2 separate regions of the Homo sapiens genome follow, and region 2 is linked to region 1. Evidence: read pairs that join two places in POLR2A ChIA-PET (ENCODE). Cell type or tissue: MCF 10A. All regions are shown on one strand. Links, peaks and the distances in the headings refer to the core of each region. The heading gives the core; the rest is flanking DNA.

The links. Peaks named below come from ENCODE experiments on the same cell type or tissue, not always from the same donor. Only the 100,000 strongest peaks of a DNase experiment are listed, where the experiment ranks them.
Region 2: POLR2A ChIA-PET joins it to region 1 with 6 read pairs; 5 of 35 experiments call an interaction of 5 or more read pairs at or near these places.

What each region holds. Positions count from the first base shown.
Region 1 is chr7:7,326,474-7,331,863 of GRCh38, reverse strand. The region is part of intron 1 of LOC107986764 (a long non-coding RNA gene); the gene reads right to left. Among named protein-coding and RNA genes, the nearest start is that of LINC03016, 74 kb to the right of the region's middle. In MCF 10A, for the core only: no CTCF peak of the experiment used is centred there; a DNase peak (open chromatin) is centred at 2,343.
Region 2 is chr7:7,186,520-7,191,909 of GRCh38, reverse strand. All of the region lies in intron 1 of C1GALT1 (core 1 synthase, glycoprotein-N-acetylgalactosamine 3-beta-galactosyltransferase 1), which reads right to left. Among named protein-coding and RNA genes, the nearest start is that of C1GALT1, 6.7 kb to the right of the region's middle. In MCF 10A, for the core only: no CTCF peak of the experiment used is centred there; no DNase peak of the experiment used is centred there.

The DNA.
Region 1 (5,390 bases), core at 169-5,168:
GATCTTTATTTTCATTCTACGTTGCAAATATTTGTTATCTTGGGATTATGGATGAAAAATACACAGAAAGTAAGCAACTTGCCCAAGGGATTACTGTTCAGTTAATCTCAGATTAGGACGCATGGCTTGTTTCTCCACTCAGATGCTTGTGTTGCCTAACCGGTTGTCAGGAACCTGTGGTCACAGGCATAGTTTTGGGAGGCAATTTATACCTCCAGCAAAAACAGATCCTCTTAAAAGACGTATTTGCTTCCCTCCCCTGCCTCTCACCTCCTTCTAATTCTGTTTTTTCCCATATCAATTTTTCCTACTTCATCTTTCTCTAATTCTTATGATTTAAATCTACATATACATGATACCACCTGCAGCATTTCCTTCTGGCCTAATGAAATGCTGCCTCCTGCATCAACATCAAGCAGCATTTTGGACACAAGTTGATTCCGGACCACTGAGAAGCACTTGTGCAGCAACTCAATCCTATTAACTATGGCTTTGCAAAATTATGTTGATTCAAGAGATAATTCACAATTCTCAAATATCTGTAAAACTAACTGGTTTTCAGTTTACTTTAAAACTGCACATGGTGGCACCCATCCTGTTCTGGCAGAGGAGGATGGGGCATACCAGGTCACAGCCCCATCTGGTGTCCAGATTCATCCCTGCTGTGGACAGAGACATCAGGCTGTCACAGACTGACGCCAGTGGACACTTCCATCACCCCACCAGGACCCCTTGCTCAGATTAAAGACTCCGGAAGCATCCTTCTGATTATGATTCCCATGAGATGTGCCTATGGGGAGAGATGGATCTGATCCTATATTTCTTATTTGCCTACTGAAGAATAGGAGGGACTGCAATTCCTTAATTTGAGTGATTTTTCAAATACTTGAGCCAATGTAATTGCTCTCAGGAGCTGGGAGGATAAAACATAAGAAAAGAAACACAAAATTTGCCCCAGACTGATGGTTAATATGCAGAAGTCATTTAAGTGGAATGAAACATTTAATTTCAGAATATATTGAAAATGTGAGGATCATTTTAAAAAGCAGGAGAATAAGTCTTATGCCAAATGTTTTTCTTCTACTTTCAGAATCTCAGGATTTTTTGTAGCTTTATTAAATGGTATATGCCTGGGCTTTGCTGCTTAATTATTCCATTTTCTCTGGAACTCTCACTCTGAACCATTCTAGGATCTAATGGCGCACTGGAATTTTAAGCATGTGAAGTGGATAATCGAGAAACTTAGTTCTGTTTCCTTCCTCCAATATTTCAGAGAGGAATTACAGACATATCTGGCACAGAGATAGGTTAGATAAGATGGTCATAGAGTCACTTGAAGGGAAACAAACTTGCCAAACAGGTGGAGAAAACAAACCGCTTGAGAGTGCAGAAACGGCATCTGCAGCTTTGGTTAGGACATCCTGCAGCAGACAGGACGAAGAGCAGAAGGGAAAATCCCCAAATTATGCACAAGCACAGAAACCCATGATTAGTGTCCTTGACCATGATTAGTGTCCATGACCTGTGCTCATTATAATAGTAAAAAACACACTCCTGGGTAGAGAATTAAGATGCTAATAAGAAGACATGCCATATATGTGATAGCATTGCACATGCACGCCCAGGAGACCACCTGCAACATGCTTAAGCCAACAGCCAGGCTCATTCCCACCCTCTTATGAATAATCACATAAGCTTTCCATAAATGAGATTTCCTAATGTCAGAGGGGACTGTCTTATTCTCAAGGAACCCAGTTTGACCTGGCTTGCAGAGTGTCCTTTCGCTTTGCAATAAATGTCTTTGCCTGCTTTTACTTTGGACTCACTCTCAAATTCTTTCATGTGGGTCAAGAACATGAAGCAGCCCACTGACAGCAGCACCATCTACAACACAGAGCCCTTCACACTTTGGGCAGAATGCAGGATTTCTCCACCTTTGTATCTTGGCCTGAGACAATAAATGGGGCTCATACCTGGGAGCAAAGAAAAAAAGAGAAGTGGCAGGAGGCTTTTGGGTTGGAAGAGGACAGGACCCTCTTAAATCTGGAAGGGGCAAAACCAATAATAACTTTCCTTATTCCATTGATGGTATTGGCTCTCAGTTCTAAAAACAGAAGATGCTATCTGTGGTCTAGAACTGGACATCTTTGAAAATTTCCAGTCTCTATCCACAAGCCCCTCTGCCCCCTCCCTACTACTAATATCAATAAGAAGAAGGAGGGCTTGCCAGACCTCCGTCAAATGCTCAAAATTCCAGGAGGTGTGTTTCTTGGCATGCTGGTTCCTAGAATTCAATTCCTGTTGGCAGTGGTTTCTCAGCAGTGCCTGGGGGACAAAGGCTTAGTGAAAAGTCTGGGCTTGTTTAATACCTTGCTGGCTCTGAGGAGCTAGTGCCAGAGCTGTATAATCACATCCCCATGGTGCTGTGAGAAAAGAGGCTTTGCTTTGGTCTCAGTGACACAGGTCAGCACTCTTGTCCACTCCATCCTCAGACTCAGCTCCATCAACTACAGATGTACCTATAGAGTCTATTTTAAAATCTGGAGTTTAATGAACAAAATGCTAGAAGAGAAATGTAAAGTTTTAAGCAGACATAAAGAGAAGTTGCCATTGAGGTAAATTTCATCTCCTTGGGCAACACATGTTACTGAGAGACTAAACTAATTCAGCTGAGTGTATACGGGGGCGACGGGGTTGAGATGATGAGTTTGTTTATAAACCTTTATGGTCACATGCCCTTAGACTCAGCTCCTGGGGAAATCATACTTCTAACCATTGTACAATGAGGGTATGTGCAGCCCAAACAGGGCTTGTGTATGCAAGCACCACCTATATGCTAATAAGCTTATTAAATTTTACTTCCTCTACTGTTCTATCAAACACCTGAGCAGAAACCCCACACCACTGCAATCATTTGCACATTCTTCTCCCACTACAGGCTTTTTGAGGGTTGGAACCCATGTCTCTTCTTTGTCTCCTAAGCACCAATGTATAATACTTATGGAGAAAATGAACAAAATCTGAAGTAGGAGTTGGTGGAAGGAGGCAGTGAAAGACCATAGAAAGTTTTTTTCTTTCTGTAATTAGAAAATCATGGCCAGGTGCAGTGGCTCACGCCTATAATCCTAGCACTTTGGGAGGATTACTTGACCTCTGGAGTTTGAGACGAGCCGGGGCAAGATGGTGAGACCTTGTCTTTATAAAAAAAAAAATTCTTTTAAGTTAGCTGGGCATGAGGGCACACTCCTACAGTCCCAACTACTTGGGAGGCTGAGGTGGGAGGATCCTTTGCACTCGGGAGTTTAAGGCAGCAGTGAGCTATGATCACATCACTGCACTCTAGCCTGGGTGACCAAGTGAGACCCTGTCTTATGAAAGAGAGAAAAAAACAGAAAAAGGAAAAAAAAAAAAGAATTATCAGCATTGGCGAACTGTTTGTTATTTGGAGAATATTTTAAATAGTGAAAGAAATCAGAGAACTTTCAAAAGATAACTGGAATGATGAAAATGTCCCATTTTGATATGTGTGATGGTTAATTCCTTGTGTCAACTTGCCCAGATTTCAGTGCCCAGATGTTTGGTCAAACGTTGGTCTAGATGTTGCTATAAAGATGTTTTTTAGATCTAAGGATATTTCAATCAGCAGACTTTGAGTAAAGCCAATTACCTTTTGTGGTGTGGGTGGGCCTCATCCAAACAATTGAAGGCCTTAAGAGAAACAACTGAAGTCTCCTGAGGAAGACGGAATTCTGCCTCCTATCTTCCTTCCCACTTCAGCTGCAACATCAACTCTTCTCTGGGTCTCCAGCCTGCCAGGCTGCCCTACAAATTTTAGATTTACCAGCTTCCCTTTCCCCCTTCCCTTCCTTCTCTCTCTCCCCCATCTCCCTCCTCCTCTCGAGCCCCCTTTCTCTCCATCCTACTGGTTCTGTTTAGCTGGAGAACTCTAATACAATATGTAACAGTTACCTTTTGAGAACGTAATTGGGGATGGACAATGAATATGTTGCGTGTCAGTGCTGCTCTTGAGCCCTTGAAGTATGAAGACTAAGAACAAGTCCTAAAAGGAAACGTGGGAGGCACCTGGACATTTAATCTCCCTGATGGAGTACACATGAAAATCCTTCTAATGTAATCACTCTGGATCTCATTTTCAGCCACTGACCTTCTTTAAGGGGGAAGATCAAAAATGCACCACCCTTAGTCTACTGACTGATTAGCTGGTAAGGCAAAAGTGGCATTGAATCAGAGAGACATGTCCAAACAAGTAGCAAATCTTTTTTTCCCCTGACAGCCTAGATTCAGTCAATAATTAAATTTGTATTGAATGCTGACTATATTTAGAGTACTGAATTAGCTGTTGTTGAGACTGAAAAAGAAGTAAAAGACATTGAATCCCCAACGAACCTGCAAACTAAAGGAGTCAGTTTAGGATAGATCCACACATAGGTGGCAAATCAATTACAATGTTTCATAAAATCACTGTTGTTAGGGAACGTCAGGTGCTATTTAAATGAATTCTTCTTGTAATCTAAACTCTTCTGTCCAATACTTAAATTTTATTCTAATGTAAACAATATTGGGGATTTTCATGAAGTATGTGTATTCCCTATTATTAAGGAAATCCAAAAAAGTTGCTCTATCAGTTAGGCATCTTTATAACTCCAAGATTGACTTAGTAGAAACATTTAAGAAATAGGGAGTTTTAGATGAATAAGACCTAGACTTTTCCCCTAATGGTTAATATCCTAAATTGTTTAAAGTTTATGTTTCTTACCATAAATCTTAATAGAAGTTTATAGTTTATTAATTGTTACTGAGTCCAAGGCTTTTATTTTACAAATATCAGAACTTAGTTCCTGAAGTTAAAATGATTTGCTCATAGTGATTTTCAGCTAGTCACTTTAGTGAGTTAATCTAACTAGTCACACAGCTAATTATAAAGGAAAGTAACTACCCCAAAACAGTTCTAATTTCAATAAATAGGTTGCTATTGTTTTAACTGCCAAAGTTATTGGTCAGGGTGGCTGGGAATGGGGTAACTGACCAGGTAGGATCCTTCACAAAGAGCCCACTCCCAAGGGCTGGTCAGTTCTGGTTCAGCCTCAGGGTGCTGACCATTCTGTGGTTTGTTAAATCCTCAGAGTCTAATAGTGAAGAAACAATAACTTCCAGCCTTTTTGGTTCCAGTTCATTCCTGGGATACAGGTATCCAGAAAGGTAGATCAGCTATGAGTCAAACCTATGGGTTTGGTTGACTCCAGCCAGCCAAATTACCGAAACAGAAACTCAACTTCTTTTCATATAGGAAATATTTCAGAAATATGCATCAGATAGCAGTAGCTACTCGCAATACTGCGTTTACTTTTGGACTGTTTAACAGGGTGTCC
Region 2 (5,390 bases), core at 92-5,091, 140 kb after region 1:
GGGTGAAAATACAGGCAAATCGTATTATCTGATAAGAGATTAGTATCCAAAATATATAGAAAATTCCTAAAACTCAAACAAAAAAAATCAACCTGATTCAACAATGTGCAAAAGACTCAAATACACATTTCTCCTAAGATACACAAATGGCCAATAAACAGATGAAAAGATACTCAACATCTCTAATCATTAGCAAAACAAATCAAGACTACAATGAGATGCTACCTTATACCCATAACAATGGTTACCATCAAAATTCAGAAAATTGTTAAGTGTTGAAGAGAATGTGGAGAAACTGGAACCCTTGTATACTATTGGTATGAAAGTAAAATGTTATTTCTGCTATGGAAAACAGTATGAAAATTCCTCAAAAAATTAAAAATAGAATTACCATATGATCCAGCAATTCCACTTCTGGATATATACCCAATGAGAGCAGGGTTTCAAGAAAGTATTTGTACACTCATGGTCATTGCAGCAGTATTCACAAGAGCTAAAATGTGAAGCAAACCACGTGTTCACTGAGGATGAATGAACAAGCAAAATGTATTTACATACAATGGAATAGTATTCAGCCTTGAAAAGTAAGGAAATTCTGATATATGCTACAAAATGAATGAATCTTGAGGACATTTTGCTAAATGAAATAAGCCAATCACAAAAGGACAAATAATGCACAATTCCACCTACATGAAGTACTTTAAAGTAGTGAAAAATCAGAGACAGAGTAGGCTTTTGGTTTCCAGGGCCTGTGGAAAGGTGAGAATGGAGAGCTATCGTTTAAACGGATATAGAGCTTCAGTTTTACAAAATAAAGAGTTCTGGAGATAAACAGCGGTGATGGTTGCACAACAATATAAATGTAGTTAATACCACTGATCTATAAACTTAAAAATGATTATGATGGTAAACTTTGTATGTATTTTACCAAAATTTTAAAAAGTTTGGAAAAAAAAAGGTATCAATGATAATGATGTTGATTTCCTCCGAATTAACCTGTATGTAAAGTAATCCCAGCTAAAACACAGGAAGATTTTAAAAAATTATATAACTTGGCAAAAAGTATTCTAAAACTTTGGACCAATAAACATGTGGGTGTAACTGGGAAATTCTGGAAAGGGGCATTGTGGGAAGGGGTGTACTAATCTGATCTGATCAATTTTAAGTTATAAAAAAGATTTTAAAAAATTAATGTGGCAAAAATTATTCTAAATGTTATCTGGAAAAATAGGTGAGTATCACTGGAAAACTCTTGAAAGGGGAACTGGGGAAGGGGAAGAGACAAAGTTTACTACATATAAAAATATATTACCTTAAAAAAGGTAATGAAAACAATTTGGTATTTATGCTGAACAAACTCTCAGTCTGTTTAAAAAAATGCATTTGTTAATACTAAAGACAATGTGCTGAGAAACTGTTCTCTACATCAGACTGTCAGAAACTATGTTATTTGAAATTTTATAAAGTGAGAATGGAACATCCCACTCTCGCACTGATGGTAGATCATTATGAAACAGAAGCAACCTCACTTTGCAACTCAGAGCTTCAGATAAGGGGTTTCCAGACACAACATTCCACATGTATCGCGATTTTGTAGTCTCCAGGGAATCAGAATCCTGAGTCAGCTTCTCAGCCCAGGCCTGATGTTTATTAACCCTTGACACACAGTCTTGCCGTGCTTTAAGCTTATCAAATATTGTTGCGTTTAAACTTTATCCAAACTCCACCATTCTCCAAAATCCTATAATAACCCTGGTTCCTTCTTTAGAAATGCTGACATTTCCTCTGCTGTGCAAGTCTCCTTCACTGCAGCAAGCTAATTAACCTTTGTCAGCCTACAGATGTGTCCCTGGTGGTCTCTACCAGATGAATCTTATAAAGGGACTTCATCAGGTTGAAATAAAGACTCTATGGAAAACAAAAATTCATGTGGAAATTTAATACATAATAAACAGCATTTCAAATCAAGAAAAAGGTGGCTTATTGAAGAAATGGTATTGAATTAATTAATCTTTTGGGGAAAAAAAAACAAAACCAGCTGGATCCTTACTTTCTAGTAACAATTTCAAATGTTTCTAAGATTTCAGTATTTTAGAAAATGGAATTAAAACAAAACTGGAAGAAAATATATTTTTGCATTTTGATATTACGAATTGAGATCTCTCCCACACTCAGAAGCTGTGACTATTAAAACACTATGAGTTTATTCATTGGATAAACTTCTGGCAATGAAGTCGCTGGTTAAAGGGCATATTTCTTTATGAAATATATTTTTTTAATGTACAGCAAAAAGAACCAAAAAGTATCATAAATAATAAAAAAGATAGTTAACCAAATACAAAAACAGATAAAGAAAATAAAAGATTCACAGTAAAAAATGGTCAACGATGTTCAAATTTCACTCACAAAGGTAAATCAAATGAAGAGATATTATTTTTAACCTAACATATTGGCAAAACTTTTAAAGTTTATTAACAGCTGTTATTGACACAGATACAAGAAAACTGGTAGTCCTGTATTCTTTCTCATAATACATACTTTTACTGTCTTTTGGAAGGGCATTTCACAACATCTTTTTAAATTTTTAACTAATTATGCCTTGATATATCACTTCATGATCAGAAACTTATTTTACAGATATAATCATAGAAGTCAGCCAAGATGCTCGACAGCCATAACCATAAGACGTCTGTCTGTTGATGAGGAACCAGTTTTTTAAAAAAAAGATAGAGCCATAGCATAGAATAGTAGTAGCTGTTAAAAACAATGATCTACATGTGCTGATAGGGAAAATCTTTGTGCTTTTGACAAAGGTTACTTTTTATTGTTAATAAGGTATACTGGGTATTTTTTTAAACATCAGAAAATGTAAAGAAAACAAAAGGAACAAACCTAAACAAATGAAAGAAAATCATAGACAGAAAAGAGTAAATTTTCTTTACCATCTCTACCACTATCTCTCCCCAAAAGTAACTGCTTTCGTATCGTTGGGTAATGCCTATATCATCACATATGTATGTTCAGCTTTTAATTTACATCAGAGATCATGCTTATCGGTTAGTCTGCACTTTAATTTACCCCTTCACTTATTTTATCCATAACACAATGTCATTCATTTTAACAACTGTATAAGATAAAAGGTTTATTTTTTAAGACAATGTACCGAAATATTTTCTAGTATGATTTCACTTGGCTTTTTAAATGTTTCTGTATATATTTTAAAATCTGTTAAGATATATATACATATGATATTTAACAAGAGCTATCTCTGGGAACTAGCACTGGGTGGCATGAGCAAGGAAGGACAAATTTTTTTTTATTTTATAACCTTTTGATGTTTTAATTTTGCATCGGGTACACACATTACTTTTCTGATAAAAATTAAATAAAGGGAGGCAATTTTTATCTACAGAGTGAAATAATATGATAAAAATTAAAGTCCACTAATTTCTCCACACTTGTCAAACAAAATGATCTCTTGATCCTTTCAGACTTCTCCAAGTTTCAGATTCACATACACAAATGCCTGCTAAATACTTCCACCTGGACCATAGGCATCTCTAATTCAACACCTCCAAAGTGACTCATTACTTTCCTCTGCTCATTTTACCTTAATTACTGGTAATTACCTAAATTATTCACCAATGGGTTCCTATTTCACTCAGAGCCACAGGATTATCTAAACTACAAAGTACACAGATATTCTTAATGCTTCCCTTATCTTCACCCCAAATCCAATTACCAAGTCTTGCCAACATTACTTCCTAAATATTATTCTAATCCATTGTCTCCTCTCCATTTCTAGTATTTATCCTATTTCAGACTCTCCTCTCTCCCCACAGGCTATTACAATATCTAACCTCTCTGACTCAAGTGCTATCCCTCTTTAACTCATACCCCGTCACCAGAATGAGCTCTCTAAAATGAAAAGCTGACCATGTCACCCCATGAATCCTTTCACGGAACTCCACTGCCTACAAGACAAAAACTAAACATTTTTTATTAACATGATATATAAATAAAGGCTATGACCTAGAGCCTGTCCAGGTTTCCAGCCTCGTCTTTTGCTATTCTGTGCCTTATAATTTATGTCTGCTTCAGCAATCCTGAACTGTCTACAGTTACTGAAAGGTTCCCAATATGGTCAGCTCCTCTTCCTACTGTCTTCTCTGACTACAACACTTGCTTCCCACCAACCTCTGTAAATCCCATTAAACTAAGGTTTCTTAACCTTGGCGCTACTGACATTAAGAGCTGGATAACTCTCTGTTGTGGAAGCCGTCCGGTCCTCTGTAGGATATTTAGCCAGCATCCCTGGCCTTTACTCACTAGATGCCAGTAGTATTCCCCCTAGTTGTGACAAACAAAAATGTCTGTAGACATTGCTAAATGTTTCCAGGTAACAACCTCTCCACTAATTTGTTAAAACTGTTTCTCACATTTACATAAAAGATCTCCCCTGTCTCTACTAAAAATACAAAAAAAAAAAGAAATTAGCTGGGCATGGTGGCAGGTGCCTGTAGTCCCAGCTACTGGGGAGGCTGAGGCAGGAGAATGGCGTGAACCCAGGAGGCAGAGCTTGCAGTGAGCTGAGATCGCGCCACTGCACTCCAGCCTGGGCGACAGAGTGAGACTCCGTCTCAAAAAAAAAAAAATCTCAGGAAGAATAGAGATAAGACTACTTTTAACACTAATTGCCTTTGAGGAGGACAACTGGGTAACTGGAGTGGGATGAAAAAAACTTACTTTTCAAACCATTTACTGTGCGTTTTTAGTCTTGTACCTCTTCTGACTTCTCCACTGCTATCACCCTGGTCTGAGCAACCTCTCTGTCTTTTAACTACTCCAACAACATTCTAACCAACTTTCCCCTTCCTTTAGCCTTTGCTTCTTTGGCCCATTTTTACCAATAGCCACAATGATCCTTTTAAAACTGAAATCAGATCACATCACTCATTTGCTCAAAACCCTCCCGTCTTCCTAATCTTAGAGAGCCAAAACCTTACAAGGATCTACCCACAATCTGCATCCTACTCCACCCCTTTCTTTCTGATCTCTTCTCCCCAGTATTTGGTGTTTTTGTAGGTCAAAAATGAACAAACAGCAGCAATTTCATAGATTGAACCTAATACTAACTGCTTGTCATTCCTCAAACGTGCCAGGGTCTTCACACTTAACTGTTCTCTGCTAAGAACACGCACCCAGGTGCTCATATGGCTCACTCTCCAACTCCTTCAGGTCTTTACTTTTCAGGAGTCTTCACTGGCCACCCTATGCTTACCCACAGCACCTATTAATATCAAATATTATTTTACTTATTCATCTTGTTTACTGTCTCTTTTCCATCTTGATCAGTGGTTCTGAAACCTGAGTCTCCATCAGAATCATTT